Regions from separate parts of the Homo sapiens genome. Here regions 1, 2, 3, 5, 6 and 7 are each linked to region 4. A link is a loop called in an ENCODE intact Hi-C map of the cell type or tissue named here. Cell type or tissue: endothelial cell of umbilical vein. All regions are shown on one strand. Links, peaks and the distances in the headings refer to the core of each region. The heading gives the core; the rest is flanking DNA.

Region 1 (4,000 bases), core at 1-4,000, 340 kb before region 4:
AGAGGGTGGGGACGGGCTCCTCTTCCCCAGGGGCTCCTGCCGCTGCAGGTACTCTCGCCATGCTCGCTGAATGCTGAAAAAACAAAACAAAACAAAAAACAGCACACACATGATTACTGTTGGATCATGGTCCACAGACTCAGAAACTCACAAGGAGTCTGAAGGAATTGGCTTTGGTGCCAAGGGAAGTAGAACATACAGAATGTGATGTAGTGAATCAGGAGACCTGAACTTTAACTTCAATCCAGCCATGGAGACTGTCTCCCTACCTTACTGGTTTGACTTTCACAGACTTGACTGCACTCAACCGGCCTAAAAGAGTCAACTTAATAATAAAATTCATCAGTCAAAACAAACTAGTTTGCACAGGTAAATGTACTTTGATTTATGAGACAACAAATTCTTTCAATTTTTCATCTTATATTTTAGATGAGAATAATAAATAGGCTGACTACTACTGCATGCACTCAATGTGTGATTTTTGAGGGGCCATTCTGTGCCAGGGTCAGCTGTAGACTCTGAACAGGGACTCTGCCGTGCACAGCTCCAGAGCAGTCCTTTGCATGACTGCAAGGTGAAGGTGTCAGTGATGTGCAGCACAGTCTGCATGGCCAAATGCAGTGGCCCTGCTGTGGGGCACAAGGCAGGCGAGAGCACCACATCATGGGTTTTATATACTGTGGAAGGGAATAGGAAATGGACAAAGATTATAAATAAAGAAATGGACAAAGATTATTCAAGTGTTACGTACTACTCAGAGAATTAATGTAATGTCATTAGGCAGCTATTTCAGGTTTCGCCTAAGGAAGTTATTTTCTGTGATTAGTATCAGAAAAAATAAATTATCTTCTGCTCAGGATAACGGAAACCTCTTCTTAATATAAGCTAAGTGATTCCCCCATGGACTGTGTATTAGTCCGTTTTCATGCTGCTATGAAGAAATACCCGAGACTGGGTAATTTATTAAGAAAAGAGGTTTAATTGACTCACAGTTCTGCATGGCTGGGGAGGTCTCAGGAAACTTACAATCATGGCAGAAGGCACCTCTTCTGAGTAAAGGGGGAAGCCCCATGTAAAAGCACCAGACCTCCTGAGAACTCACTATCAACAGAACGGCATGGGGGAAATTGCCCCATGATTCAATTGTCTACATCTGGTCACACCCTTGACATGTGGGGATCATTACAATTCAAGGTGAGATTTGGGTAGGGACACAGAGCCAAATCATATCAGACTGGCTTGTGATCTTTGAGATTAACATCTCGATTTTCATAGGGGGGGTCACTGAACACAGTCTAACCTCTTCTGGGAGTTAACAGTTCATGCGGACTAGTTGTTAGGATTCAGCCTTTTAAAATAGTTTAAGATAGCTGTATTAATTCTATCACTATCTCTTCTAAACTCCTGGAAGCATCTGATCTCTGTAATTCTTTCACACACAACCTATGTCATTAAAGTTGTTTCTGAATCAACAAACTTATTTATTCTCATTTGGCTGGAATAGTTCAAAGATCATCAATTCTCAATGGTCACAGCATATAAATAACAAAAAAAATGTGACCACATTATTGAATCTGTATGTTTTCCCTAATTTATTAAAGGTCTGGGAATTACAATGCTCAAGGAAAAGTCCATCAACTGTAGTGAAAACAATACTTTTGGGTCAGTAGCCAATTCCCTGAAGCTAGGAAACTTAAGCTTTAGGGGTTCTTACTTAAAGGCCAGGAGCCTCTTCCAAGATCCTGATGAGGGGCTCTTCATGATTTGTATAGAATTGTAAAAATAAGATACTTTTAGAGTTTTTTTTTTAAAGGACTCTTCAGATTATACATACTTCAAGCCTCACTAAAGCAGAATCTGGCCCAAATTTGAATTATATTTGGTCACTGTTTTATTACGAAATCTTGCTCAAAGTGCATTTTTATTTCTGTTTTTCTTTGGCTTAAAGATTTTAAGCAGAATGGGAAAGGGAGTCCCATAAGATTGCCTGCCTGAGTTTGGTGGTCTTCTTGCTTCTTCAAGACCCGTTATATCAGAGAGGAGTGAACTTAAGGAAGCTGTCGGTGATGTTCACATCCTCTGAGTTGCTTGGGGTATCCCAGAGCCCAGCTAACAAATTCTGCTGCTTGAAGGTTCCTAAAGTCTCTAAACCTGCCCGTCAAGAGCTCAGAATGTGTAACATTTTAAAGGCTGTCTAAAAATTAGAAAATGTTGACAACCAATAGAACACCCACAACTTTATAGGACTTTGAGGTATTCTACACTGTCCTTTTTTCCCTTTAAATCGTCTTCATTATTCAGAACATACAAAAACAAAATATAGTGGCCATTTGAGATACTACATTTTAGCTTGTTGAACACCAGAGGGCGGTGTGACACCTCTAAAGAACCAAATAACATTGGGCAAAACTGAGATGAGAGGTTTGCAAAGGAATTTGCACTTAAACATCCTCTTCTCCCTCCTGGTTTTATGGAATTTGGAAATTGGCATACCAGTTCTCCTTAAGTCAGATATTAAGAAGACAACATTATTTTCTTCCTAGTTAATGGATATCCTTTTCTTTTCTAATTTATAAGGTGACAATATTAAGTACTTTTAAAATATGTATTTAAAACATCTGTGCACCCACTGACTTTCTTAATACAGGAGCTGTTTTTTTGTAATATTTATTTTATAGTCATCCACATATGTGAAAACAATTTATTACACGATCTTATTATTTTTAAAACATACTATGATATATATATTTCTCATTACTACTTGTCCTTCATAATTACAGTTTTGAGGACTAGATGATAAGCTGGACAAGTCTTTAAATTAGCATTTGGGGTCAAAAAATGACAGGGCCATCATGTCACACCAGGCTATTACCCAAAATTGCTACATTGTTTTTTAATGATGGAACTATGCTATGTTATTCTCTGTATCATAGAAAAGTGTTTACATGTTATTTACTCCCCTTGGCGATTCCTACAACATGACCTTCAAAGATTAAATTGTTCCAGTATTAAGCTGTCTTAATACCATCTCCAGATGTTATTTTACTGTAAGAGGGAACTAAAGTAAAATTTAGAAGCACCTCATCTCTCAATCATAAGGAATCACTTTCAGCCTTCTTCTCCTAGATTTACCATAATTCTTGTTCACAAGTCTCCTTTGTGGCTACAGAGTAAATTACCCACTACCTTGACATTTTTTTTTTGAAACTAGACAATGCTATTCATTATAATTATTTAAAGGCTTGTTGAAGTAAGAAAGCACATGTTGTGTGCTCCTATATTTTGAATTATAAATAAAGTGTAAGGGTTTACTTCTAAACAGATGACAAATACATTTTCAACAATTTTTCTTTTTGCTAGGTCAGTTCCTGTGTATCTTCTCTTATAGCAGGGGTGGCACAATCTGCCTGCCTCTGCCCTTTTTCTGTATATCCCTGTGTGTTTTGCAGTGCGGTTGGCTCTGTCATGCACTCACAGCCACTTGGGGGACTCACAGCCAGTGCAGTCCGGGTTGCCAATGCATATGTTTATCTAGAAGAGGAGAGGAGAGGGTTCCCAGAGAGCTAGGGTGCTTAGAGAAGGCTTGAGGGAGTCCTAGTATTTTAATTAGTCCTGAAGCATGGATGGGATTGAGATTGATGGAGAGGAAGAAGATCTTTGGGCAAAGGCACAGAAGTGAAGACACCAGGCAGGAAGCAGGAGGATCCCAGAGAAGAGCAGTAAGTCTGAGGCTACAAAGATGGCAAGAGGCTCTCAGAAGCCACCTGGGGTCAGGCTGGGGGCAGACTGTGCAGTGGGGCACAGACTGGGCAGTGTGGGCAACCCTGCTTTGGTGCAGTTGATAATTGGTTTCAACTTTTCAAGAACAGCCAGAAATCTTGATTTTTTATGAGAAAGTACTATTTTTTATATGTTACCAAACAATTATAAAAAATTCAAAATACATTATAACTCAAGTAGGCTGAATTTAGGGATGGACAAAAGAGGACACCATCAGAGA
Region 2 (4,000 bases), core at 1-4,000, 72 kb after region 4:
GATCCTCTTCTGTTCTCACAGGATGTGCCATGCACCCGCTGTCACAGCCCCCTTTGGAGGAGAACTTTCTCAAAGCCCCTGCAGGAAGAGCAGCCCTGAAGCTCATCCAGGGAGTGTGGGCCTGGCCAGAAGGAGACAGGAGCTGCTGGATAAATGCTTCCCTCTCCTGTGCCTGAGGATATGAGGCACAATCGATTCCTGAGACACAGGAGATGCAGGTTTCAGATTCTCAGAGGACCGTCCCTTGGGATTGAGCACTCAGTTGCCTTGGGTGTGGGCCAACTCAATAATGCATCTTCAAATCCTCACATTTGGTTCTCCCGCCTTCAACAGGTCATTCCCCTGTCCCTCACTCCTGCTCCCTCGGATTACACTCTCCAATAAAACGGTAGCCCATTCAGCCTTGGCTCTGCTTTCTGGGTGACTCAGGCTAAGACAGCATGGTTCTCCCTCCTCCCCAACATGTTGAGTGTCCAGAGCTGCTGTAGATTCTTCCCCCGCCAGCACCACCCTCCCACCCCAGAAATCCTATAGCAACAAGAAAGCTCTGATGGTGGGCAGCACACCAGGGTGTTAGCACTGTAAGTAGCATTTTCCAGGCAGGCTGTCAGGGGAACATGCTGCCTGAGGGTAAGACCAGATCAAAGGAGGGGTCCTGGGATACAGCCCCTACTCTGCAGATGCCTTAGGCAACTTTGCCACGACTCCTGGAGCCCCCGGCTCTGCAACTGATATCTTATCTTGCCCCAAACCAAACCAGCTTTTTACATTTCTTCATACACAGCACACAGGAAAGACTCAGTCATGATGCATTTAAAGATCTTTGATGCTAAATGAAAGTAAAAGGAAAAAGATTTTTTCAAAATCCCCTTTCAGAGTCCTGAGCCTAGAGGCAGTGATGGGCTTTCACAACTACAGGACAATATAGCTACAGCTATTTTTACCACATCATTAATTGAGTTTAAAAATTCTGATTTCAGAGTCAATTTGGGGTATCACACAAATGTACATACGGATTAAAAAGAGAAAGGTAGTAATTATTTTTCCAGAGTCACACTGATTTCAGAGCAGCCACCTTCTCTGCTGTGACAATACAAGTTTCCCAATCACTCCCTGTTTACACAAAGTTGAACTTGTGTCAGATCCTTGTAAACAGAACACAAAAATGTGCAAGCTGCTGTACAAATTAATTATTGAAATTAAGTACTCACTGTCTCTAGAAAGTCTTCTAAATTATTTAAAGAACCCAATTTGCTTTGATTGTGAAAAAATAAAAGCCCTTGGATTCCCATATTTCAGGACAATTCAAACATGGAAGAGGGGCCCAGGTACAGAGAAAATGTAAGCCTACGTTGTAAAAATATAATACAAAATCATTAAAAAGCTAACATCAGTGCCGTTTATGATCAGACTCAAGGTATATCTTAAACTGAGTATAGGGTTGCTATGTGTCTACAGCCATGCCACCTTAAATGCGCCTGATATCAGAAGCCAAGCAGGGTTGGGCCTGGTTAGTACTTGGATGGGAGAGGGGTCTCACTCTTGTCAGTTTTTATTTTAATATTATATATTATCTTTCTTTTTATTATCTCCAGATCATGCTTTTTGAGCTAGGGTTCTGTCATCTATGACAGAGGTGCTATATCTAGTGACTTGAGAGATGACTTGCTATTTTATTTCCATGTCTTTCTTCTTCCAGGTGGTGGTGACAGGCACTGGAGGGACAAGTAGGTAAGAAAACATTCCCCGGAAATCTGGGAACTTGCTGAATCTTTGCTTTGTAAAAAGTCCAGGCTTTCCCCAAATCACCACAGACATGACTTCTACTTAACCTCTCTGAACCTCAGTTTCCTCAGCTGTAAAATGGGGGAAAGGTGCCTGCCATGCCTATCTCACGGGATAGTCTGAAGAATCATCCCAACAGGCAGCTTTCAACTGGCTACACTCTATTCCTTTGTGTGAACCTAACATAGTAACTGCAGACAACAGACCAATAGGAGATTCTTTGATCGGTGGGATTTTTTTACATGTCTTCAATGAATCATATCTCTTTCACAGCTGCTATACCTGGACAAGACCCTAATTCTGGCTTCCATTTCTGGGGTTGAGGCGGGGCAGCAGGTAGCGGGAGGGATTGTAACCTGTTGGTCTTTATTGCCACCTAGTGGTCAGGTGGACAAATAACATCAAGTTATCCAGTGGATTTGAAGCACGTTAGAAAATTAATTCCAAAAAAACCACCTGCTACTTTAATCCACCACCTAATTAATTGTACACAGGGGGCCCCCCTTATATAAACCTGTTAAAAATCAAGTAATTATGCTGTGATGTAAATAAGTCCCTAGTTCATCTTTGCAAATTAAGAATTGTACATATGAATCAAGTTATTATTTTTAAAAACTTATAAAAACAAACTTTTACTGTCTGAAGGCATTTATGAGACTCCATCAAATGGTTTCATTTGTTCAAGATATTCTCCAGATGGAGATAAAATATTAAATGCTAAAGTCAACTCACAGATTTAAATCCATGTGTTCACATGGCAGAGAGAGCAAGCTTTCTGGTGTCCCTTTGTTTCTGTTTTGTTGTTGTTGTTGTTGCTGTTGTTGTTTTCCCTGAGACGGAGTCTCACTCTGTCTCCCAGGCTGGAGTCCAGTGGCACAATCTTGGCTCACTGCAACCTCTGCCTCCCGGGTTCAAGCAATTCTCCTGCCTCAACCTCCCGAGTAGCTGGGATTTCAGGCGCTCGCCAACACGCCCTGCTAATTTTTGTATTTCTAGTAATGATGGGGTTTCATCATGTTGGCCAGGCTGGTCTCGAACTCCAGACCTGAAATGATCCTCCCACCTCTACTTCCCAAAGAGCTGGGATTACAGGCATGAGCCACCGTGCCCAGCCAGTGTTCCTTTTAATAAGAACACCAATCATATCAGATTAGGCCCCATCCTTATGACCTCAGTTAACCACAATTACTTTCTTACTCCAAATACAGTCACGTTGGGGTTAGGGCTTCAACATATGAATCAGTGGTGGATAAAATTGGGTCCACAGACAGTAACAGACAGGGATAAAGTGACCCTGTCCATCCTGGGGTAGCAAAGCCACACCTGCCCTCCCACCCAGCCACATAAACCAAAGAGCTCAGGTCTCCAGGTTACCACTGTCTCTAAAAGAGGCAGAGGGAAGAGAGGGAAAGAGAAAATGTGTGGGTTCTCTCCCTCGTGGCAGCCCTGTGGGGCACTTGCCTCTCTTCTAGGTAATTCTCACAGCAGTCTCCCCAGAAAGGGATTGTCTCATTTTACAACAGCTGAGGAAATCATGGCTCAGAGATATGGTGAGCGCTTTAGAAGGCATACTTGTTCCTGGCACAGGTGGGATTTGAGCACTTCTCACTACCCCAAAACAGTCCTTTGAAGGGCATTAGCCCATGGGCCAGATCAGAGTACTGCCTACTAGACTAGGGGTCCTAATAGGCCCTAGAGGATTCTCTGACCCTCAATCTCCTCATCATAAAACAGGGGTAATAATGTTTTGCTCACAAGGTTGTTCTGAGGATTAAGTAAGATCATGTGGGTGGACTGCCAGACCCAAGCCAGTGCTAAATCATGGTGGATTCCCGCCTCGGCTTCCCTCCAAGAGCCAACACGGAGATGGGAAGGCAGCTTCACCAGAAATTACTAAGCATTTTCCAGCCCCCCAGATGAACAAATTATAGGGTACAAAATGAATGAAAACAGCTTTTTTACTCGCCCAGCCATAAAAACTTTGCTCTCCAGATTTTAAAGCCAGGGAGCAGGGTGGTGAGCCCCTCAGCAGGCTGAGGCATGGAAAGCCACCGTCCCCTGCACCAACCTCATGGAGAGCCACTGTCCCCCGCACCAACCTCAGAACTCCAGTCCTCAGCCTGGTGCTCACCTCAGACCCTCACCACCCACACAGTCATCAACATTGTAGAGCTCAGACACACCCTCAACTCATCTGGCTCATGCCTCACATCCA
Region 3 (4,684 bases), core at 349-4,348, 120 kb after region 4:
TAAGAAAACTGGTATTTTTTTAATGAACTTTGAAAATTAACTTAAGGAGACTTTAGTTTTTAATGTTAAGTCATCACATACAAAAAAAAAAAGTGGTGTTCCAGTTTTTCAAACTATTTCATGTCTTTTGAGAGTGTTTTAAAGTTTTCTTCATATATATTTTACAAATTTCTTGTTAAATTTATTATTCTTTGTTGCTTTTGTAAATGTAGTTTTCTCTACCTTTATGTCATGTTACTGATTATGTATGTGAAGGCTGTTGATTTATGTATGTTAAGTTTATGTCCTGCCAACTTATTGAATTCTTCTCTAGTTTGACTTAGTTTTGCTGTTAATTTTCTGTGATATTCCAGGTGTACTGTCATACCATCTGCAAAGACAAAGAGTTTTACTCACTCTTTTCTAGTTCTCCTGCCTTCAATTGATTTCTCTTTACTAACTGCAGTAGTGAGTATCTCCAGTTCAATGTTAAATGGCAGTGAAGATAGTGTACATTCTTCCCTTAGACCTGGGATAAATATTAAACAAACAGAAGAGAAAGGAATGCTCTTCCTTGTAATAGAAAGCCAATCAATACATGTAGAAGGAATGATGGAAATATAAAACCACTGTTTGCTAGGCATCATCATAATATCTGATCCAGGCAAGAATCAGTAGTTACTAAAATTAGTGGATAAAAGTTTGAAGTGTAAAGGATATATGCATAATCTCAAAGTAGCTCCTCACCAGAGATTTATTAATGACAAAGGAAAAAATAGTGCAGAAGCCTGGCCCACATACGTGAACCAAGTGATCATAGTTAATACTACCAGTATTGGAACAAAGTGACATTATGTGCCCCCAGATATGCACTGAAACTGAAAACACAAAACTCTGTGATTTACCTAACAAAAGCTCATCATACCTAAATCTCAGCATAAGGAAACATCAAACAAACCCAAATTGAAGGATATTATACAAAATAACTGGCCTGATTTCTCAGTGTCATAAAAGACTAAGGAACTGCCCTGATTAAAGAAGACTCCAGAGACATAACAGCTGAATGCAACACATGATCCAGGATTTCTTTGGCTATAGGGAACATTATTGGGACAGTTGACAAAATCTAAGTTCTGTAAGTAATTTGTATTCTGTCAGCATTTATTTTCTGATTTTGACTACTGGACTGTGGTTATAAAAGAAGGTACCTGTGGCCGGGCGTGGTGGCTCACTCCTGTAATCCCAGCACTTTGGGAGGCCAAGGAGGGCGGATGGATCACCTGAGGTCAGTTCAAGACCAGCCTGACCAACATGGAGAAACCCCATCTCTACCAAAAATACAAAATTAGCCGGGTGTGGAGGCGCATAGCTGTAATCCCAGCTACTCGGGAGGCTGAGGCAGGAGAATCGCTTCAAACCAGGAGGCGGAGGTTGCCGTGAGCTGAGATCAAGCCATTGCACCCCAGCCTGGGCAACAAGAGCAAAATTCAGAAAAGACGAAGACGAAGACGACGAAGACGAAGACGAAGAAGAAGAAGAGGAGGAGGAGGAGGAGGAACTTGTTTTTAGAAAACACATACTGAGATATTTAGAAGTCAAAGGACATGTACATATATTAGATATATATGTATATGGAGAGAGAATAAAACAAACATGGTAAAATGTTGCCATTTCAGGTGTCTGGGTAGAGGTATGTGGGAACTCTTTTTACTAGCCTTACAACTTTTCTGTAAATCTGAAACTATATACACCACACTTTGACCTCCTAAGAGTCTTGTGCATCTTTGTATCTCAAACATCTAGAACAGGGCCAGCTTGAAAACTGCTTAATAAGTGAATCCCTTAAATCAGGAGCACGTTACACCACCTAGTGGTGTAACAAAGGAAGCTTACTGCTGTGGAAAAACCTGTTCCTGTCCACAATGAACTTGCTCATTCTAACTGTGTTGACCTATTATTAGCCAAACAAATTGCACTTATTTTATAATTATCAAGTGATGGGAAAGTGAAAGCAATTTGGGGTGTAAGTATAGGCTTTATCATCTTGGACACAAGGTCACTAGACTGACCAGCCTGGTTTCACAGGTGTGGGGGTGGTTGCAGCCTCTGGAGCAAAGTTAGCCACACAGACAGAAAAGAGAATAGGGTAACTCCTAAAAATCCAAGTTCTGGATTCAGTCTTCATGTGCATTTACTTCCTACAACTCCTGAGTGCTGTGTGAGCCAAAACATTCTCTTTATCTTCATCCTTCATATTGGAAGCCAAGATGTAAACCCCTTCAATGCCTTCTTTTGTCTCCCCGGTCTACCCCCACCCCCACCTCTCCCCACCAGCAGTGCAGGTTTCTAGTATGGGACAAGAGAGGAGTGTCTGGTTCTGCTTGGGAGCCCAGAAGCAGTGAAAAATGAGCTTGATCTTGAAGAATGAAGAAGACTGGGAGTGGGGGTTGGAGGGGCAGAGTAAGGGCATTTCAGGCAAAAACAACATCATATACAAAGGCCTTAGAAAGAGATTCTGACTCTCTCAACTTCTATATTAGCTTCATCCAACTCTACATAGAAGATGTGCAAAGACAGCCTTTGAAGTCTGGTGAAAATAACTGCGTTGATTTGGATCATGGGATTAGACGTTGGTTTACTTCCATATAGTGACTCATGAAAAATAGTTTATGCTGACTTATGTAATCACAGGAATGAAAAGTTTTTGTATTATTATGTAAATGAAGTACCAATTTTAAAAGAAAAATATGTACTCTAGGAGTCTAAGGCTGTCCTTATATTTTAGAGCCTAACTGGCAAAACTAGTGGCCAAGATAGCAGGAAAGTGTCCACTGAGAGGTCTAGGGAGTTCATGTTCTCACTCCTAAGTGACTGCTAAAAAATGTGAACACATGGCCATAGAGAGTGGAATGATAGATGGTAGAGACTCAGAAGGGTGAAGGGTTGGGAGGGTGAATGTGAGAAATTCTGTACTGAGAAATTACTTAATGGGTACAATGTACATTATTTGGGTGATGAATACCCTTAAAAGCCCTGACTTGACCACTGCATGATCTATGCATGTAACAGAATTGCACCTGTACCCTATAAATGTTTACAAATTTAAATAAATGAATAATAGATCTGAAAGAATGTTTATGTGCTTAATAAATACTGCTTTTTATTGTACACTAGCCCCCGCCTTATCCTGGGGGAACACTTTCCAAGACTCCCCAGGTAGATGCCTGAAACCATGGAGTGTACCGAACTCCTATGTAAACTATGTTTTTTTTCCTATACATACATACCTATAATAAAGTTTAATTTATATATTAAACATAGTAAGAGATTAACAATAATAACTAATAATAACATAGAACAACTGTAATGATACACTGTAAAAAGAGTTATGTGAATGTGGCCTCTCTCCCAAATATTGTATTGTACATATTTTCTTATGTTGATGCAAGATGATACACTGCCTACATGATGAGATGAAGTGAGGTGAATGATGTAGTCATTGTGACAGCAATAAGCTACCATTGACCTTCTGTACTCCTGAATCCGTTTAACCATCCCTTACTTGCAGTAAATGGCTTGATGTCACTAGTTTTAGGGGATCCCTTGCTGAAGTCTTCATGTAGCTGAATGCTTTTTGGCCTAACATTGCCATCAATCAGAACACATTTTCTCTTCATGTCTTCCACCAATAAATGTAATACCTTTTCCATTTAACTAAGCACTTGGCACACAATGGATGGCCATAATTTTTGCAGTTTGAGATGCAACAGCAAAACTAGCATGAATTTCTTTTTTCTTCTTCACAATTTCACAAAGAGAAGATTCATTCTTATCATAGATCTTAGCAACCCCAGCATACGATTTTTTTTCTTTCCTTATTAAGTCGAAGACTTTCACCTTTTCACTTAAAGGAAACACTTTATGGCTTCTTTTTCACATATCCGAATTGCCATCATCTCTACTCTTGCACTTTGGAGGCATTTTTATTAAAATAAGGATTACTTGAACACAAGCACTACGATGCTGCAACAGTTGATCTGATAACTGAGACAGCTACCAAGTGACTCACTGGCGGGGAGTGTGGAAACAGTGGATGCACTGGGCAAAGGGATGATTTCATACTGGGAAATCATGATGATACGCGGTATGGCATGTAATTTAAAACGTATGAATTATTTGCTTCTGGAATTTTCCATTTCATTCTTCTGAACTGAGGTTGACTGCAGATAACCAAAACCATGGATAAGGTAGGACTACTTTTGTACATCAAAACGCGTAGGAATCATTTACATTTATTTTTATTCAGTTCCAAGGAAATAATTTGCTGTTTTCCTCATTTGTTTATAGCAAACTTGAGTTCTGAAGGAGCAGAATAAATAATTCCCTGGAATTTCAATACAAATTAACGACTGAACAAAGATTAGACAGTAAAAAAAGTTCCTTTTATACAGACCTCCAGACAGGCACATTCTTATCATCTGTTTTGAAAACTAATTAAATAGAGATAAATGATCTACCCCCAAAGATACTAAACTGGTATGTTAGGATCAAGAGGAGAGGGACTCGCGGGTTGGGAACAAAGACAGGTACCACGCCTTGGATGAAATGTGATCCTAAAATGCCCCAAATTTCGAATGCCAATGAATACATTTATGTCCTACAGTATTCAATTTTTGATAAATGTATGCCTCTATGTTTTGTTTGT
Region 4 (4,000 bases), core at 1-4,000:
AACTACAGAAATCATTTTTAAGAACTCTCAGACATTTTGAAAGCATGTATTTATGTGATTTGCATATGTTAATCATAAAGCATTCTGGTTATTCGAAGAGGTATTCTAAGAGCCTCAACTATGCAACACTGTTAATTTGTTTATAATTAGACATACTTTTAAATAGTAAGTCTTTTTTAAAAATAAAAATCTATACCTAAGACTTTTCACTAACTCAAAACTCTTCTTCATATCCATTATTCATTGATAACATCGTACCCTGAACATGTGTAGCCTTCTTAAAGTGAATTCAATGTGTAGAAACTTGCACTTACAATGCAGATTACTTTGAGGGCATAATTGTTTATTTTGCCAATGGTATCTTCATTTTAGAGAAAGATTCACTACCAAAAAAGTTATAATAAGCTTTCATAATATGCTTAAAATTCAATTTACATACAACTTTGCAGGACTATGAGTAAAATGAGACGTAAATCCAATTCCTCACTCTTCCAACTGATCTTTACATGGCCATTGCCTCACTTCACTCAGGACTTTCATAAATGCCCTCAATCAATGAGAACTGCCCTGATGATCCTGTATAAAATAATATCTCTGCCCATAATTCTCTACCTCACCTTACTCTGCTTTATCATTTCCAGAGTATTTATCACCACCTGACATATTCCACATTTATTTATCTTTGTTGTTAGTACTTAATTTCTGCCTTCCCTCATTAGAATGTGACCACCTCGAGGGTGGAGTCTTTGCTGAGCCAACACCAAGAACAGTACCTGGCAAATAGAAAACAGGCAATAAATAAGCCTTAAATGAATAAATGCCATAAATGAAATAATAAAGTCTTACAAGCTATGATGAAAAGTTGAACATTTTCTTAGATGTACCGTACTGGGTTAGGAAATTATCCCACTTGGAGTATTAATAACATAGCAATATGGTTTCCTATAATTATTTTCCATTGGGTAAAAGGTTTCAGGGCAGATCTTTTATGAGCTGGCCAGTAACCTTCCCCATTTTAAGTTAATAGGGATAATTAACTTAGTGCAGATTTTTTTAAAAGCAATAAAATTATTAAAAATTAAAACCACTTAATGGTGGCAGTAGTTAAGAATCTGGGGGTATGGAATAAGTCAAATCTCTCCAATGACAGAATAGTTCTTTGATTCAGGAGCAGCCCATTCTGACTAAAGAATGAGATTTTGCAGTGTTTCCCTTATGAAAGTTCTGACTTCTAGCCGTCAAACATGAGGTGATGAAGCACTTGTCCTTATTACGCATTTTGTTTGGGTAATGGATGGCTTCTTTATTTTCCTGAAGGTAGTACTTTGTTTATGAGTCACCTATGAAATCTGTTTTCTCACTTGGGTGGCCTTTCATTGTGCCCTACTGTGGTAACACCTATTCTTCATCCTTGTCATTCCTAGAGTAAGGGAGCATTTTAGAAAATAAATCTATAGTATACTTTGCAGCACAAATGATATGCACCCCATAATTTTTCAATATGTTCATACTATTGCGTTAGGTGGTTTGTGTCATGCTTCAAAGAGTTGTTCCTGACTTCAGACACCTCCTCGTATCAGTGATTTTTTTCCTACACACACTTAGCCACAGGGCAGAGGGAAGAAACAGGCATGGAGTGGCTCCCTTCTGCTAGAGAAGCACTCTGAACCTGAAAAAATGGCCTCTGAGTTTCAACAGATGAACCCCACAGGACTAATATCTTATTTCTGTCTCCATGGGGAAACCTTGAAGCAACACACAGAATCCACAGGAAAAATGTGTCACTCATTAATGGACTAAACCGCAGGAAGCTGATCACACCAGGGCCTTCCAGTGGTGTCCTGTAAGATTCTGAATGTAACCCAGGCTGCCACCTACTGGAGCAGTCGGCTCATGCCAAGATATGTTGCCAGCAGCAAAGAACCCCCAAATCTCAGTGGCTTGCAACAATATGGTCTATTTCTTACTAGCGTGAGATATTCCAGAGTCAACTTCAGCTCCAGTTCTTCATTCTCAGTCAAGAAAGTAGATGCAGCTCCTCTTTGGGACATGTCAGTCACATGGCAGAAGTAAAAGAGTGATGGTAGAATCAAACAATGGCTGTTAAAGCTTTTGCTCAGGAGTGTCATGTGTCATAGCCACTCATTTTAACAATCAAAGCAAGTGACATGGCCAAGCTCAACATCAGTGGGGTGGGACTCTAATCTTTCTCCAGGAAAGTGCCAATGTGGAGGCACAGTGAATACTTTAGAACAATAATTCAATCCACCACCCCTAAGACCTAAAACCCTAAATCATTTAAGACATGATTGTACAACCAGTGTAGGAGTGTTCACATGCCCCTTTGAGAACTTGAGAAAAATTACAGAACCTATCCCTAGAAAAATGTACACATATACAAACCTATCTGTGAAAAAAACACATACATACAAGTACCTCCAAACATTTCAATATAATTTCAAGAGTCAGAAACCCCTGAGTTCCATACATGAACTCCAAACCCAGAACAATAATTCTCATTCTAAAGAGAAAATTTCCTCACCAATAATCAAACTGCTATTCATTAACATGAGGTCATTCCTCATTCCACCTGAAATTATACAGGAAAGACATCATTCAGAAAGAACACCTAGGTACTCTGCACACAGCCTGCTATGCTTGCCCTGAGGAGCTGGGGCCCTAGGTCACTGTCCTGTACACCACCTGGCAAAGTCCATTGAAAGAGGTTTACATTACCTTTAAAATGTATTTTCTTCTTGTTTAAATTGTGCACTATTTTGTCACAGCACTTTTTTCTTTCTACTGTTTTATAAATCATAATACTGAAACTTAGTATTAAGTAAGTCATATTGTTTTATCCTAAGGCAACAGAATATTTGTAGTTTTACACACACTGATGCATGCATGTATACACACACACACACACACACACACTAGTACCTGTGTATCCGTGGCTCTCTCATCTCCATGAGATGAAGAATCATACACAACTGTTTTTTGTTTTTTTCCCCAAACTCTAGCAACATCCTCAAATGTGGCCATAAGAAGATCAGGTAAGGGAGTTCAGGACAAGGCCATTCATGACCCTACCCAGAAAGCAACTCTAGCAATGGAGCCTCATATGGGGTCAGCACAGCCTGCCATAGATGCAACTGATGCAAGGCAGGTGAGCCCCAAAATTAGAGATTAGCCTGAGAGAGTTCTCAGCTTCACCCAGGAAGGAATTCAAGGGCTACCCAACAGGCAGTGTGCCCAGAGCAACCCTGTTCCACAAGGAGCAGAACCTCTGATGCTGCTGTACACTGCCAGTTCAATAAAAGTTGCTGTATAACACTACTGGCTTGCCTTTGAATTCTTTCCTGGGAAAATACAAGAACCCTCCTAGGCTAAGCCCCAGTTTTGAGGCTCAGCTGCCCTCCATCATTCGGTGATTAACAAAGGGTTGAAGACAGTGAGCCATAGAATGCGAGAGATGAGGAGATGGCAGTCAGCAAAGACAGCAAGAATACAGCAAGAGACCGTGAGAGACAGCAAGAGACCGATCAGTGAGACAACAAGCAGAGATGGCAAGAGACAGCAAAGCAGTCTGTGATAGAGGCTGCAAGAGCTATAACACAAAGGCTGTAACAATAAATAGCTAATACTATAGAGCTGTACTAATAGCCAAAGGCTCTTTTCAGAGCCATCACTTTCCCTGGCAGGCAACAGAGCTGAGTGGATGGGCAAGTGACCATAGTGCTGCTGCCTCATGTGAGACTCGCTGCTCTAACCAACAGCTCAATAGGTTACCAGCATTTGCACCAGACATCCTGTGTGACAGCCAAGCCCACCCAAGGTGAGGAAATCTGGAGAGACATTCAACTGGGTCCCATGTGGAAGATCAGTCAGTGCCATTTTGGTTCCTGCGGATGGGTGAGTATCCTCTCTCCCCCATGGTCCCCATAATATCGGGAGAGCTAGGAAACAAAATAAAAGCCTTTGGCTAATTGGTCAGTCGAAA
Region 5 (4,684 bases), core at 384-4,383, 340 kb before region 4:
CATCTTTCCTCTCTTTTACATTCAGAGATTGCCTTGCCACAGCACCTCCATCCCCCTCAGGGCTTGCAGACACTAGACTAGCCAGACACCCTGTATGGGAACTGTTTACTCTTTTCTCATCATGGAGGGGAAAGGAGAGCCTTCAGGAGAGGGGATTTTATGGTGGACTGACCCTCACTTCCCTCCACCCCCAGGAGAAGATAGACTCTCAGTTGGTCCCCACCAAAAGAAGTCAAAAGACCCTAAGAGAAAGCCTGTGATAATACAGGGTGACCGTGGTACCTGGGACAAGGGCACATTTTTTATACCCAATGCTCTTCAGGACTAAAAAAACTTATCTTGGAAAGCAGGAATGAGAATATCCCAAGATTGTCCCTGTTGAAGATGCCACGGTCAGCTGGAGGAAGGCACTGCTTGGTGCATCATGGGGCAAAGCCCCCGCAGAGCAAGGGGCACAAACCCATTGAGGATGTGCAGCCTATACTATTGGGGGGATTACAGGAGACCCAATGGCCCCTTCCCTCAGAGTCCCAAAACATAGGACAGTTGTTAAAGGAAACAACTGCTGAGAGTGAAAGTGTCCGCCATCTATTCATAGGAAACCTGGGGCAGTCTTGGTATTTAGTACATGGGGGTGGGAGAGGTAACACTGATAAAGGAAGGGAGAAGGAGGGAAGGGAGAAGGAAGGAGGAGAGAAGGGGAGATAGAAAGAGGAGAGGGAAAGGAAGGAAGCAGAATACTCAGCTGTAGAAAAGGTCTCATGTATGCAGAGAGGAGATTTTCAACCTGCCATGAGAGTTAAGAATTTAATAACCACATCAGACAAAAGTCACTGAACTAGACTAAACTCTCCAATGGGACTCAAGTTCTATTGTTGGGCAAGATTAAGTTTTCTCTCCTTCCTTTCTCTCCAGTGAGCAGAAATGGGATTCAGAATTATTAGAAGAGATAAAAACCATTCTGTTTGCACCTCATTGAGCTGAGACTCCTCCAACAAATCAACAAATATAAAATCTCAGGCTCTCTGAGCTGGCTGGAATCTGAAGCACAGAGATTTTTTTTCTCTGCCTAGTCCTTCTCCTGGTACCTACCCCACAGCCCCTACATATTGAAGGTGATGGGAACTGAAAAAGACCCAGGAGTTTTTCTAACTTAATTTCAGCATTCACATTAAACACTCTAATTTGTCATACACCAACTTTTCTTTCACCAGCACATTTTCATTTAACAGGACCTTATCTTAATGAGAAAATTCCTAATGATAAAGCAACCTATGTTTGCCAACTAATGTCCTGTGTAGTGAGGCTGACACACTGCTTACACAAAATGATTCGATAGCCTGATTCATTATGTATTTAGTAAGTGTGACACAGAACTTTGTAGCTGGGCACCCCACTGGTTCAGAAGTCTTGTTTGGACTTCATCTTGAGGGGTAGCCTTCTATGCTCATGCAGAGGCAAGCTTTTTACTGGTGACCAAGGTTAACATAGATTTACAGGGGTATGTATTGGTATTTGCTCTTATCCAGCAGGATATTATGTATTTGTGTGATTTCTGTTTTAGTTCCTAAGTCCAGCAACAACTTGGTGTTGTTCAACGTTGTACACACCTCAAGGTGCCCTTCTTTAGGGCGATTTCTTTTCTAAAAGATTCCTCCTTGCACGTTAAAAAACAGATCAGTGATTCTGGCCAAGCTCAGATATGTTAACATTCTCGTTTAAATTCTCATGCTTCTCGGAGTGTTATACTGAGTGTGTGAGTGTGTGTGTGTGTGTGTGTGTGTGTTTGTGAGGGAGAGGGTGGGGAGAGAGATTAAATATACACTCACTGGCATTTCTCATATATGCTTCTGAAGGAAAATCAGAACAGGAAAAGATCTCGGAAAACGGTCATAAATATTTTTGAAATTGCTTCCAAGGTAATTATAACAGGCCCCTTCTCTACTTAAAATGGTTTTAGAAGGTTAATATTTTGTTCTATAATAAAGTCTTTCTCAATTTGGATCTTGTTAGTTTCATTTTGTTAATATTGAGATGTTGTTAGCACTATTTTAAGGTAATAGTCATTTATAATGGGGGAGGAGGCTTACATTTGGGTATCTTAACAGACAATAAGAAGAAAAGGATAAGAAGTGAGAAAAAAAGAAGAGAAGAAACATTTTCCCAAAATAATTGAAAAGAAGCTGAAATAGAAAGAAGAGGATTTTTAAAAGGGTGTGTGTGTGTGTGATACATAGATGGCTTGAGGTGGAAATAACCAAATTGTTCAAAGATAGAATTAACCACCAAGTTACTAAGACGAAAGGCAAAGGAAAATGCTAGTGGAAGTTAAAGGATTGTACTAGACAAGAAATGGAAAAACCAAAAAGTGGTGAAAATAATGGCAAGCAAATAATTCCCTGTACTACCCAGTAGATGGTGCTGTGTACCCAAAGTAGCTGTGTTCCTGCTTAGAAGAGGGAGGAAATAATATGCAGCACATGAATGTAAAATAAAGATGCATAACTGTTGTGCCCGAAAATTCCAGATTTATTCAGGAATTCATAAAACTAGAACTAATTGCTTAATTTATACTTTGAAATAACTTACATTTTCACCTTTGATTCCAAGGGCTGTAGATTGAGGGGATACTTTTCAATATTATTCTCTGCATCCATGGCCAGCTGGTGACTAGAAACAGAAATAATGTCTCAATATCTCCCAATCCAGAAGGTTAACATCTATAGCAATAATACTGCTAATTTATACTTATGTGTAAAATAAGATGTAGATTCAATTTTGTTTATTTTAATTTATTAAAGTTCCTGTTGATGGATGATGGATGAGTAACCATATCATGAAAAAAAAAATGTGGCTTTGACTTTTATTTCTGTTGTCCTTTTGCTGTTCTCAACTAACATTCATAGCTATGGTATGAAAATCATTTCCTTTAAGAGAAAAGAAAAGGAGCATATTGGACAATTTCAGGGGGAGAAAAAACACAAGGATATGGTTATAAATTCCATGATACTGGCCAACTAGTAAGTTGTAGAGAAGACCTTACTCATCCCCAGTAGTACCACTGCCACTGGACCTTTCCTCCTTTCATTTGTAAGCCGTTTCAGGGCTTCCACTGGGAACAAAGCATGGATCTCTGACCTGTAGAAAGGCAGAGGGCTATAGAGAAATGATCACTGCTTTCAGTGAGCTTATAGCACTCTTAGTGCTACAACGATCAAGAAGGGCTTCATGGAGAAGGCAGCTCTTGGGATGAGTTTTGAAGGACGGATAGGAAGTAGGTAAGTTGAGAGTGAAGGGCAACATATGAGGAAGACAATAAAACAAATAGAGGTGAAAACATTCAAAGGATATTTTTAGAAAATAAAGAGAAATTTGGTCGAAGTGGATGAAAAAAATAGGAGAACAAAAGGAAATAGGCTTTGATAAGCAGAAAGCTAATAGTTACTGGTCTCATAATGTGTATAACACACTGTCATAGGCATTTTATGTGCATTATCTTATTTATCACAGTAACTTCCATTAACTAAGTCACTTTCCCCACTGTACAGCTGAAAAATCTGAAGCTTGGAGAGATAATGTTAAATTTACTGTACAGGAGGAACCCCATTAAAACTCACATCTCACTGCTCTCTCCACCAGAAGGCACTGGTTGGAGTATTTTAATATCAGGATTATTAAACTTAATCCCACTGACTGAAGTTTTCATAGGTAATATATTTAACATCCCAATTCAGTACTTGTGCATGTGGTAAGGTAGGGGTGTGTGTGTGTGTGTGCAATAAAAATTTCAAGAAACATTACTCCCCCAACTACATGTGATATACTTTGATTTTTGAATTATATTTGAAACTTTTTTTAAAAGGTCAGTGGTGACCCACCAAATTTATTTAACAAACCATCAATAGATTATGATCTACAGTGTGAAAAGCTTTTCACACTGTAGATCATAATCTATTGCAGCAGGGAGCTCCATGCATTTGGAGCAGGGAAATATGATAAATGGAGGGTTTAAGGATGATTTGTGGTGGGAGTGAGCAAGGAGAGTGACATAAAACTAGTTAGAAAGCTATTCAAATAGTCCAGGTTATGAGGACTAGGAATATGGTGGTAGTAAAGAAAAGGGAAAAAAAGAAAAAAATTGTGCTGGAGAGATCCCTTAGAATCACAAATGTATTTTTTTCTTTTTAGAAAGGAATGTCCTGGCGGTAGGGAAAACATAGGAGAGCACATAAATTCCTACATGACAAGTAGGTGGTGTCAGCACCCCAAGATAGCTTGGGGTTACTCAGCCTGATTGTTGAGGGGCAAGGAAGCACTCTTGTTTACTCTGTGCCATTGGTATTCAGGGTCCATTACTAATTAATTGTTAATCACTCATTCTACACATATATTTAATGTCTCTTGTGTGGCAGGAATGATGCAAAGCATGGAGGATAAAATGGTGAAAACACTAGACATGGTCCCTGTTCCTGTGGTCCCACAATCTAGGAGAACATGAACATTACACAAGTATTTGCAAGTGTGACAGATATTATTAAAGGAGAATCACGGAGGAACCTAATCCTGGGTAGGTGGGCATAGAAAGTGATATGATCTGGCTCTCTCCCCACCCAAATCTCACCTTGGATTGTAATAATCCCCACATGTCAAGGACGAGACCAGGTGGAGATAATCTAATAATTGA
Region 6 (4,684 bases), core at 376-4,375, 210 kb before region 4:
TGCTTTTGAATTCATTAGCCATAAAAACTAGATACGACATCTTCCTAAATGAGCAAGTAATTTCCTAAATTTGAGCCTCACACAGTGGCCTTATCGGTTAGTAAGAGGAATCGATTGGTGATCAGTAAGGCTCTTTCCATTCCTAAAATCCCAGGAGTCTAAAGCATCCAAAGGCAGGAAACAGATTGAATTAGACTCCAAATATTGGCAACCACATTATTTGTCTCTGGTCACACAACTTCATTACTCACCCATCTTTCTCCTACTGGAAATTATATAATAAAAAATCATTTGTGATTACCAGAGGAGATGCTATAAAATTAATTGTGTTAACTCAATCATTTAGGGGAAGAAAAATCCAGCCAGAAAGATCTTCAAATGACAGCATCTTAATCCATGCCTGGATATCGTGGGAGAAGAGCAGGGGTTTCTTTTAATTTTTCTCCAAATCACACTTCTTAGTTACTTAGAGCTTAAAAGGATTGGGTTATGTATGAAAAAGAAGCTGAAGGAGACAACCCCAAGGTAACTTCCAATTCTGAGCCTAAATCTTAAAAAACAAACAAACAAGAAACTCCAAGACCTTCTCAACTGAAAACAGCAGGCTGTAAAAATCCCAGGAGAAGCTCTGCTAACTTGCACATGATCTTTCTTTAGCATTTAGTACAAAAATACAGATAGTTTCCAAACAGAGGGTGAGGATCTATGGGTCAGCTGGAAGGGCTGACAGAGGCAAATTCATGGCAGCATAATCTCTGGATGGGGAAAACAGGCTTGCTCTATTTGTGTGTGTGTGTGTGTGTGTACTTAATGTAAAAGAGTGGATTTGATGTAAGCCATAAGGAATAAAAAGAAGGTACTCTCTGCACAAAAACTAAGCAAAATCATGTAGACAAATGAGAGCCTGAGAATCACTGTTTATTATTGTGTGCCAGACCCAAGGCTAAATAATATTCATTTATATTTAAATTTAATCCCTTCCCACCTGTACCAGTTGGGATCTTGGCAGGAATAATAATTAGCTCAGCTGGTTCAAGGGAACAGACCTTAATGAAAGGAGTGCAGAGGTGCAGAGAGGAAAAAGTGAACTAGTAAGGGATGGTGAGGCATCCAGAAACTTACAACAGTAGACAGCTGTTATCAACCTCCAGGAAAATATAATGTTACTAAAGCTCAGTGAGAATTGCACCATCTAGGAGGGTTTATCCTGGAGACTGAGTTCAAGGAGGGGCACAATCCTTGCCAGATACTAGGCACAGAAGCAGAGAGAGCAAAGAAGTGCCCCAGCTTCTTTCCCATAACTTTCTGATTTGCCAATGCCTCTCATTGGCCAAATTTAATTGACAGCTAACTGGCCAGGGAGCTGGATGAGGCATTCAGAGGGATCAGGCACCCAGAGCACAGAGAAAAGGAGAAAAGTAGAGAGGGACTTGGGTGGGGGTGAGGCGGGGGGTGGTGTGTAGTGCCCAGAGCACAACGTTAAGAGAGAGACATACTTATGTGTGATGTCATTCTTATTTGACATGTCAAGAAACTGAAGCCCCAAGTAGTTGAATTACTTGCTCCGAGTCACACAACTAGCACCATGTGGCTAATACAGGATTTGAACCCAGGACTTCTACCTCCAGGTATGTGCTCATTCCTCCATGCTGCTCTTGTGGTACCTCACATTCACAAGCTCTTTGCTGTTTACCAATTCTTTTACATACTTTGCCTTCTCTGTTCTTCCCAAATTCTTTCCCTAGAATAATCCTGAGAGGTAGGAAAGATAAAGTTTTATTTTACAGATGAAGGAGTTAAGGATTAAAGGAGCAATTAACACTTTTCTTCTGAAAGATAGGTGATAATTAACAGCTTGGATCAATAGCAGAAGGGAACAGGCAATAAACAAACAAAAAAACTATATTTCTATAGAAAAGTAAATCGGACTAAATTATGCTTTATTGCTGCTTTTGTATGCTTTCTATAACCATACTCCACTTAACTAAAAGAAGTACATATTTCTTAGAGATTAATCTACCCTTGCTCACCTTTGTATCTGACCCTGGTGCTTCCTGACATACAGGAAATGCTCTATAAATATTTGTGAAATAAATATATACCTGAGAAGCTACAATGTTTCAAACTATACATGCCAGGCAAGGTACACAATGTATTTTATTTCATCTTCTCCTCAACCTTATGATGTTGATATCACTATCATCCTCATTTTACAGATGAGGAAACATCTTACACAGTTAGCAGATGATGTGGCCAGAATGCACTCACATCTCTAGTTGCTCTATGTCAAATATTATCTCATGCAATGTCACATGTACCTCTTTTGCCCCTTAGAGATCTAGGTACTGTGGGCTCACAGTTCCACCAATTCTGTGGTCTTTGAAAGTCAAAGCTCTACCTACAACATCTCTCAATTCCTAGGAACTTGCATTCCATCACATACTGCCTCCCCGTGGCCTAAGTTGTAAAAGCAATAGCAAGCAGCATAGACTCAAGATGACATTAGAAAGACAGATGAGGTGCTTATATCACAAAACTTCCCAACAAATAACTGAAAATTTCATATTAAAAGTTTACTGTATGATTCTATTTACATAACATTCTTGAAATGATACAATTATAGAGGTGGAGAAAAGATTAGAGGTTCCCAGAGGTTAGGGATGGGGAGGGGAGGGAGATGGTTTGCTACAGGAGTGCAACACTAGAAATCCTATGGTGGAACTGTTCTTTCCCTTGACTGTGGTGTTGCTCACACCAATCTACACTTGTGATAAAATTGCATAGAGCCAAATACACATCGGCATCTGCACACACCCACTTGTGCACACACACACAAGTGCATGTAAAACTGGTGAAATCTGAATAAGGTCAGTGGATTTTATCAATGTCAGTTTCCTGGTTGTGATACTGAACTGTACTTATCCAAGATAATACCACTGGGGGAAACTGGGTGACATGCCTAGGGGATATCTCTGTATTATTTCTTACTGCTGTGTATGAATCTACATCAGGGATAATGTATATTAGTTCAAAATGAAACAATTTTTAAATGTTTCTATATGCTAAAACTGCTCTTTATTATGAGGTTTTTCTTTTAGACCACACCCTTCCTTCCATACAAATGATTTCCCTTTAGTTCTCATTCCTCTCCCCTGAACTTTTCTTCTGGGAACTTTACAACTCTTTCCCCTCTATTACACAGAGAAATTTGGCTTTTTTGAGCTTCTACCACCACAGATGCTCACCAAGTTTATGACAGTGCTGAGCAAACAAAGAACCCCACCTCTAGTCAACTTGTGCCACAAGCTTAGAAGGCAAGGAGGTTACAAATAATGGAATATATTTTCAGGTGCAATTAGATTTGCAGATGTTACTTAGGGGGAAATGGCTAGCTCTATAGGACTAGCCCTGAGCTTCTCAAACTATTAAGTGAAAACAAGAGACAGAAATGAAAATTTTTTCCTATTTCACAAATCAGCAGATTTGGTGTAGACTTGTTATCATCCCAACTTTCTGCTAGTTACAGGATGTGTGGCCCAGGCAAATTATTTAATCTCTTAGGGCCTCTGTTTCCTTATCTACGAGATGGAAATACTAATAATTATTAATACATCAGAGACTTGTGATTGTTTTCTCCTCTATTTTCCAAATTATCAATGTTGTTATAGTAATTTTTCATAAAAGTTGAAAAATTTGTTGTTATTGTTGTTGTTGAACGTGTGATGAGTTGGTATGCGTGGTTGTTTTTAGCAGTGGATAAGATTTTAGCAAACAGAGATAGGGATAAAAAAAAGAAATAGAGTTCTGAAGAAACAGGATGAGCAAAGACAGAAACAGGAAAACAAAGGGCATATGAGTTCTGAAAACAAGGGGCTACATCATTTGGATGGAATATGAGGAAGTATTTAAGAATTGTGCAAGACTTGGGTAGAAAAAGATGAGTCAGACTATATTGTGAAGGAGAAGTTTGTTCTCAAAGCACGGTAGGAAGAAAGGGTGCTTTATAAACTTTGGGAAAGGGAAGGGTGATGTGTTGGGAGCAGATCTTTAGGGAGACTAATCTGGCCACACAGGCAGGATGGACTGGAACGTTAGTAAGCTGGAAGATGAGAGAGGCTGACAGAGTCCACACAAGATTTTACACAGAGGGGAGGTCAGTCTAGAAACGAGGGGCATGCGTATCAGCACTACAAAAAGTGTGGGATTTGTGGATGAGACGCCAAGATTGAGAATGGGTATCCCAACAGACATTCCTAGAAAAATATTTGTGAATTCTGCTTGTGTATCTTCAGAAAATGACAGAGGAAAAGACATATTTCTAACATCGATTCCATCACCAGATGGATGAGAAGATTCTTGTCTGCACAAGTGAAATGACATAGCCAGTCTGAAATTAATTCTTAATGTCTGGATTTCTATCCATTCCTCTGGCTCATATATAGACATATCAACAACCAATTCTAGTTATTACTTTCAGCCCTAGAACGTACTTGAAATTCACAGCCTCCCAAATTTCTCTTATGAATGTATTCTCTGGTAATCTCAGCCCATTGTCCCATGAATTTTTACATTTACCTTTGCCTGATAATAAAACAGAAGCATCTTGTTAGACTGTGGTTTATTCAAACAAAATGAAATAAAAAAATTCTGTGTTGCCTTACAGTATTATGAAGATGGTAACTAG
Region 7 (4,684 bases), core at 333-4,332, 270 kb before region 4:
CAAGTTTTCAGACTAGAGCCCATTGATTGAAGAAGAGGCTGAGTTACAGAGCAAAAGGATTTTGTAACACCACAGCAAGTGTGTATGGTAATTACTTCCTCAGTTCTTCCCCCAAAAGACCTATGACCATTTACTCAAGTAACCATACACAGAGGGAAGAGGAATATCAAAATGTCTGAAGGGTTTTTGGACATCTATACCCCTTGAAAATCAAGTAGACAGGATTTGATGTAAGTCAGCATCTGTCATCAGCCATACCAGTTTTGGCACAACAGTCACAAAACAAAATATCCATGGTGGTAGAGTTGGAGAGTACACATAAGCCAGACATCATGAGGTCCCTTGTACTAAGTCTTATCTAGATTTCACTGCTGACCAACGTCCCGCCTGCCAGTGAAAAGGACCAGTGATCCTCCATATGGCACTATCCCTTGAGAAGACCAAATATCCAACTGGTGGCAAGTTGATTACATTCTAATAGAAAGGGGTAGTGAATAATTTTGACTGGAATTAACACATATTTTGGGTATAGATTTTCTTCCTTTGCTCATAAGTTCTTAGCCTGTACCACCATACAAGATTCTTACAGAATCTTTGATCCACCAACATGGAACCACACATAACATCACATTAAACCAAGTAAACCACTTTAGAGTGAAGCAGAGTTGGGAAGAGGTAGAAATACTCAGCAGCAGAGGGCATACTCATATGGGTATACTCAGATGAGTATGGGACCACTGCTCCTATCACATATCAAACATCCCAGAAGCTGCTGGACTCAGCTGACCTTTGGAAGACTCCCTGAGGTATCAGATTGGAAATAACACCTTTCAAGGCCAGTACACCACCAGTACTTAGAATATATGGATCTAGAATCATTAGGTAGATGGAGAAGTTGTCCCACTATCATCACTGTTAGTAACCCACTTGGTGAAATTGTGTCTCATCTTCACAACTCTAAGCTCTTTAGGTCTGTAGGTCTTGGTTTGCAGAGAGAGATATTTTCCGCAGACCATGTGTCTACTAGGGTATCTGTCAGTACTCTCCTACCCAATTTTGAAGGTCAAATGTAGCAGTTACGGACTGAAAAGGATGGTGACCAGTGTTTAAGACCCCTTAGAGATGACCGTCTGGGTTGCCTCACAAGATAAGCCACTTTGACTTGCAAAAGTGCTAGCTGAGGATGAGAGGAAACTAGAATGGATCTTAGAGGAGGTAAATGGTGAGAGTCAGCTGTGACCCTAAGACCAGCTGCATTGCAGGGCTGAGGTTCTTCTTCTAACCTTCTTCTTGTAAGCTTCCCCTTGAGAGAGGCTAACCAGAATTCTTGAGGACCTGTTCCCAGATGAGGTAACTTAATATTTCAAGACAGTGAACCTGAGCATGCAAGGAATAACCTGTAGTGCATGCTGTGGTGTGTTGTCCAGGCCACCCTTCAGGACCAAGACACACATTTCCCCAGACGCCAGGCAATGGCCACTGATAATGCACAATATAATTTCTCTAAGGAATTGCTCTTGGCTGAAGAGGGCCTCCTTGCCTAAGGTTCCGCCCCCTTCTACAGGCAATCAACTGCAATGGCTGATCAAAAACCAGGTCCTTTTGTCTCAACTCCAAATAACTCTGAAGGGCCATGCTAGCTCCAGAGTTCCCAGTAGGACTAGCTGAGGTCTTTGTCACAATTGCTTCACAGTTCAATTTCTACCTCTCCGCAACTCTGCTTCCTTCACTCTCTTATGTATGTGGTTCATAAAACCACTCCCCAAGAAGTTCCCTGCATGCAAATATCCATCTCAGAGTATGAGGGACTGGACCTATAGCACCAGGATACAAGTTTTGTATGTAATGAACACAAGAAAAACTGCCCTCCACCCCAAAAATTGCCCTTGATAGGAGAGGTAATGCCTGGATTCTAAAAAGAGATCTGTCTCCAAAGCACATAAATTATCAATAACATTTAAACAGAGAGAGATGCCAGGGAGAGTATGCCTAAAGAAGCCAAAATTCTGATTTTTACCAACAAGATCATCTAGAAAGTCACCTTGGACAGCAAAGTCTCACTAAAGCTTTTGGCATAGTCATGCATGAACTTTTCTAAGAGCATAGATTTTGCTCTCACCTCTTGAACTTATAGGACTGTCACTTCTCTGAGGAGGAAAGGTCAGTTTCCTAAGGGAAATCATTTTCTGATGAAAATGTATGGAAGGGTTTCAATGGCTTCACTGGTCTCCTTTATGGAGGAATGTACCAAAGATACCAACAGGAAAATCATCATAATGATAAAATACAGATTTCTATATAGTCCCTAATGGGAAGAATGGGAAACAGAGCTTGTGTCCAACTGCCTCCGTTTCTCAAATAGAATTTTTAACCTTGGCCAGAGTATTTCCAGAATGGCTTTATACTAACTTGTACCAGAGATAAAATCTCCCTGCTAAAATAGCTATAATATTAGTCACCTTAGGGGGATGCTGTCAGGCTTTGTAAAGTACTTTGTAGCTCCTCAGATAAAAGCAGAGATAAAGCTGCAGTGTTATTATTTCTCAACTTGGAGGGCTATTTGGCTAACCCTCTGCATGAACTCACTCTAATAAACTGACTCAAAGCCTTATATAGGCTATAAATCCCATCGCCCACTTCATTTCAGCAATGACAGGGAAAACACGATGACCACTTGTTCTGTCGGCCTCAGGAAGTATCACCCTCCCACCCTGAGGAAAAATCAAAACTGAGCAATGAATTTCAGATGGTGTCTAATGAGATATACCATTTCTGTCCCCCAAATCCTAATGTCTTTAGACAAAATCATCTTAGGTCCTCAGTCTGTAAACCAAGATGCTCCATGATCCAACCCCAGCCTCCTCCTCCTCATCTTCATCATCTTAACTGAGGCAGGGATGGCTAACTGTACACCTAAACCCATGCTCCTCCAACCTGAGCCTAGAGAAGGTGCTGGGAAGCCTCCGTCTAGCCAGGAACTGTGTTTCTCACTACCTACTGCATCCAACTAGGGCTGCAGAACCCGTTTCCACCAAAAAAAGAAATGTTATTTTCAGGCCTATGTAAAGGCTAGGAGGAGTTGCGTTTTCCCCACTCCAATTGCTGTTGACTACATGTCAAGGGCACTGAGATTCCTGGGGGCAGTAAAGTCATTGAATTCAAGAATCCCTGAGAATAGGAACATCCGCATAAGACTGAAATATGACTAAAAATAGATATTTATTGTGTTAAGCATTGCAATGTGGAGGTTTATTTGGTACAATGTCTAATGTTCCCCTAACTATACAAGAACACCTTTTGAGCCACTGCTATGTGCTAGGAACTTTTCCAAGAACTTAACCTAAATATCTTTTACTCCTGACATTAAGCCTACAGGGTAGCTACTATTATTATCCACATTTCTCATATTGGAAAATGAGGCATGGAAAAGTTCAGCAAAATGTCCAAGGTAGCAGTGAAGCTAGAACCGGGACACAGGTCCATCTCAGTTCAGTGCTGCATCCTTAATGACCCCAGGATGCTGACTCCATTGACCTCCCTTCAGCTATAGCTTCATCCAAGTATGTACCTCACGGCTGTCTTACTGCCAGGAATGACTTTCCTTTCATCCCTCAATTCCTGTCAAATGCAACAAGGCACTGCTAAACTTCCAGCTGCCTCTGAAGCAGTCCTTCCTACTTATGATTCATGCGCCTCTCCTCAGCTTCACCTTAACACTCATGTGTCCTTCCATTACCAGAGAAGAATGCATTCCCTAATGAGACTGTAAATCTCGGAAGTCAGCACTACCAAATCTAGCCCAGAGCTTTAAACATGCCCTGGCAGAAGTAGGTGCTCAGGAAATGTTTGCTGAATTGAAAACTTGCATTTGAAACACAGGGCAGTGAGACAGATGGCTGTTTTTCTTGATTATATGCTGAGAGAACTGCAAGATCCCAGGATCAAATGATGGCACAAATCCAGAAGAGTCTTGGTTGAGAAAGGAGAGGTTTTTCCACCCACTGCAGCTGAGCAGGGTGCTAATCCTCTGGTCACACACAGGGAACTGGTACTTAGGGCCAGCCACGTATCAGGAACACTGGGATGGAAGGGATCCTGCCTAAAACTGTATCTATCCTCCATGCCATAGACACAGTTCATTGAGGCCTGAATCTTTATGATTAAGGGTTCACTTCTTGACAAAGGGTGAATATTTTCAGGCATTCCTATCTTGATACAAATGGGTTTGTTAGGCCCTTTCCTGAGTGAGTTTTGAAGAACCCTAGCATAAGTGCAGACTTGAGGAGGGAGAGATCAGAATTCAGCAATGAGGGGAAAGAACAGTTAGGACTTGGAAGTCCAGGTTTGCCTGCTTCACAGGAGTGCTCATGGTTTGTCTGAGCCTGAGATTGGATCCACAGAAGATCAGACACCTCTTTTCAGAAGGGGAACGACTAGTGACGGCCTCTCTGCCTTATCCAAACCTGAGTCTTCTTGAAAGAGGATTAAAAATTCCTACTCTTGGCAAAGACTAAACACCAATGTTCTTTGGCAAAGATGCTGTGGTGGGTGGGAGTATATCAGCCACTAAAACGACCCTAGGGCAGCAAAGTACACACAATTAGTTTCTAGAGCTTCATTGTCTACTCCAATCAGTTTCAGGAATCACCTGTCACCATCTCCCTCTAGTGCCAGAGAATGAAGT

Evidence for each region. Peaks named below come from ENCODE experiments on the same cell type or tissue, not always from the same donor. Only the 100,000 strongest peaks of a DNase experiment are listed, where the experiment ranks them.
Region 1: it touches region 4 in a loop (5-fold over the local background); 66 of 110 quality-filtered maps call a loop at or near these places.
Region 2: it touches region 4 in a loop (6-fold over the local background); 12 of 110 quality-filtered maps call a loop at or near these places.
Region 3: it touches region 4 in a loop (4-fold over the local background); 2 of 110 quality-filtered maps call a loop at or near these places.
Region 5: a loop joins it to region 4, with 11 times the contacts of the local background. A loop is called at or near these places in 66 of 110 quality-filtered maps.
Region 6: it touches region 4 in a loop (4-fold over the local background); 6 of 110 quality-filtered maps call a loop at or near these places.
Region 7: it touches region 4 in a loop (8-fold over the local background); 2 of 110 quality-filtered maps call a loop at or near these places.

What each region holds. Positions count from the first base shown.
Region 1 is chr3:159,258,621-159,262,620 of GRCh38, reverse strand. It overlaps IQCJ-SCHIP1 (IQCJ-SCHIP1 readthrough), which reads right to left. Exons shown (of 10, transcript NM_001414413.1): 4 at 1-73. IQCJ (IQ motif containing J) reads right to left here. Exons shown (of 4, transcript NM_001042706.3): 4 at 1-73. Among named protein-coding and RNA genes, the nearest start is that of SCHIP1, 13 kb to the left of the region's middle. In endothelial cell of umbilical vein, for the core only: a CTCF peak has its summit at 2,360 (motif pointing right); a DNase peak (open chromatin) is centred at 2,380; H3K27me3 peaks cover 218 bases.
Region 2 is chr3:158,844,108-158,848,107 of GRCh38, reverse strand. No RefSeq gene overlaps it. Among named protein-coding and RNA genes, the nearest start is that of MFSD1, 44 kb to the right of the region's middle. RefSeq lists enhancers at 490-559, 730-779, 1,934-2,228. In endothelial cell of umbilical vein, for the core only: a CTCF peak has its summit at 2,156 (motif pointing left); no DNase peak of the experiment used is centred there.
Region 3 is chr3:158,792,322-158,797,005 of GRCh38, reverse strand. No RefSeq gene overlaps it. Among named protein-coding and RNA genes, the nearest start is that of MFSD1, 7.4 kb to the left of the region's middle. In endothelial cell of umbilical vein, for the core only: a CTCF peak has its summit at 1,856; no DNase peak of the experiment used is centred there.
Region 4 is chr3:158,915,968-158,919,967 of GRCh38, reverse strand. No RefSeq gene overlaps it. Among named protein-coding and RNA genes, the nearest start is that of MFSD1, 120 kb to the right of the region's middle. RefSeq lists a silencer at 1,844-1,893. In endothelial cell of umbilical vein, for the core only: a CTCF peak has its summit at 1,873 (motif pointing left); a DNase peak (open chromatin) is centred at 1,757; H3K27ac peaks cover 397 bases.
Region 5 is chr3:159,250,713-159,255,396 of GRCh38, reverse strand. IQCJ-SCHIP1 (IQCJ-SCHIP1 readthrough) reads right to left here. Exons shown (of 10, transcript NM_001414413.1): 3 at 2,590-2,670. It overlaps IQCJ (IQ motif containing J), which reads right to left. Exons shown (of 4, transcript NM_001042706.3): 3 at 2,590-2,670. Among named protein-coding and RNA genes, the nearest start is that of SCHIP1, 20 kb to the left of the region's middle. In endothelial cell of umbilical vein, for the core only: a CTCF peak has its summit at 2,419 (motif pointing right); DNase peaks (open chromatin) are centred at 2,446 and 2,956; H3K27ac peaks cover 403 bases.
Region 6 is chr3:159,128,069-159,132,752 of GRCh38, reverse strand. The region is part of intron 1 of IQCJ-SCHIP1 (IQCJ-SCHIP1 readthrough); the gene reads right to left. The region is part of intron 1 of IQCJ (IQ motif containing J); the gene reads right to left. Among named protein-coding and RNA genes, the nearest start is that of IQCJ-SCHIP1, 61 kb to the right of the region's middle. In endothelial cell of umbilical vein, for the core only: a CTCF peak has its summit at 2,458; a DNase peak (open chromatin) is centred at 3,802.
Region 7 is chr3:159,189,497-159,194,180 of GRCh38, reverse strand. The region is part of intron 1 of IQCJ-SCHIP1 (IQCJ-SCHIP1 readthrough); the gene reads right to left. All of the region lies in intron 1 of IQCJ (IQ motif containing J), which reads right to left. Among named protein-coding and RNA genes, the nearest start is that of SCHIP1, 81 kb to the left of the region's middle. In endothelial cell of umbilical vein, for the core only: no CTCF peak of the experiment used is centred there; DNase peaks (open chromatin) are centred at 2,550 and 3,760; H3K27ac peaks cover 1,534 bases.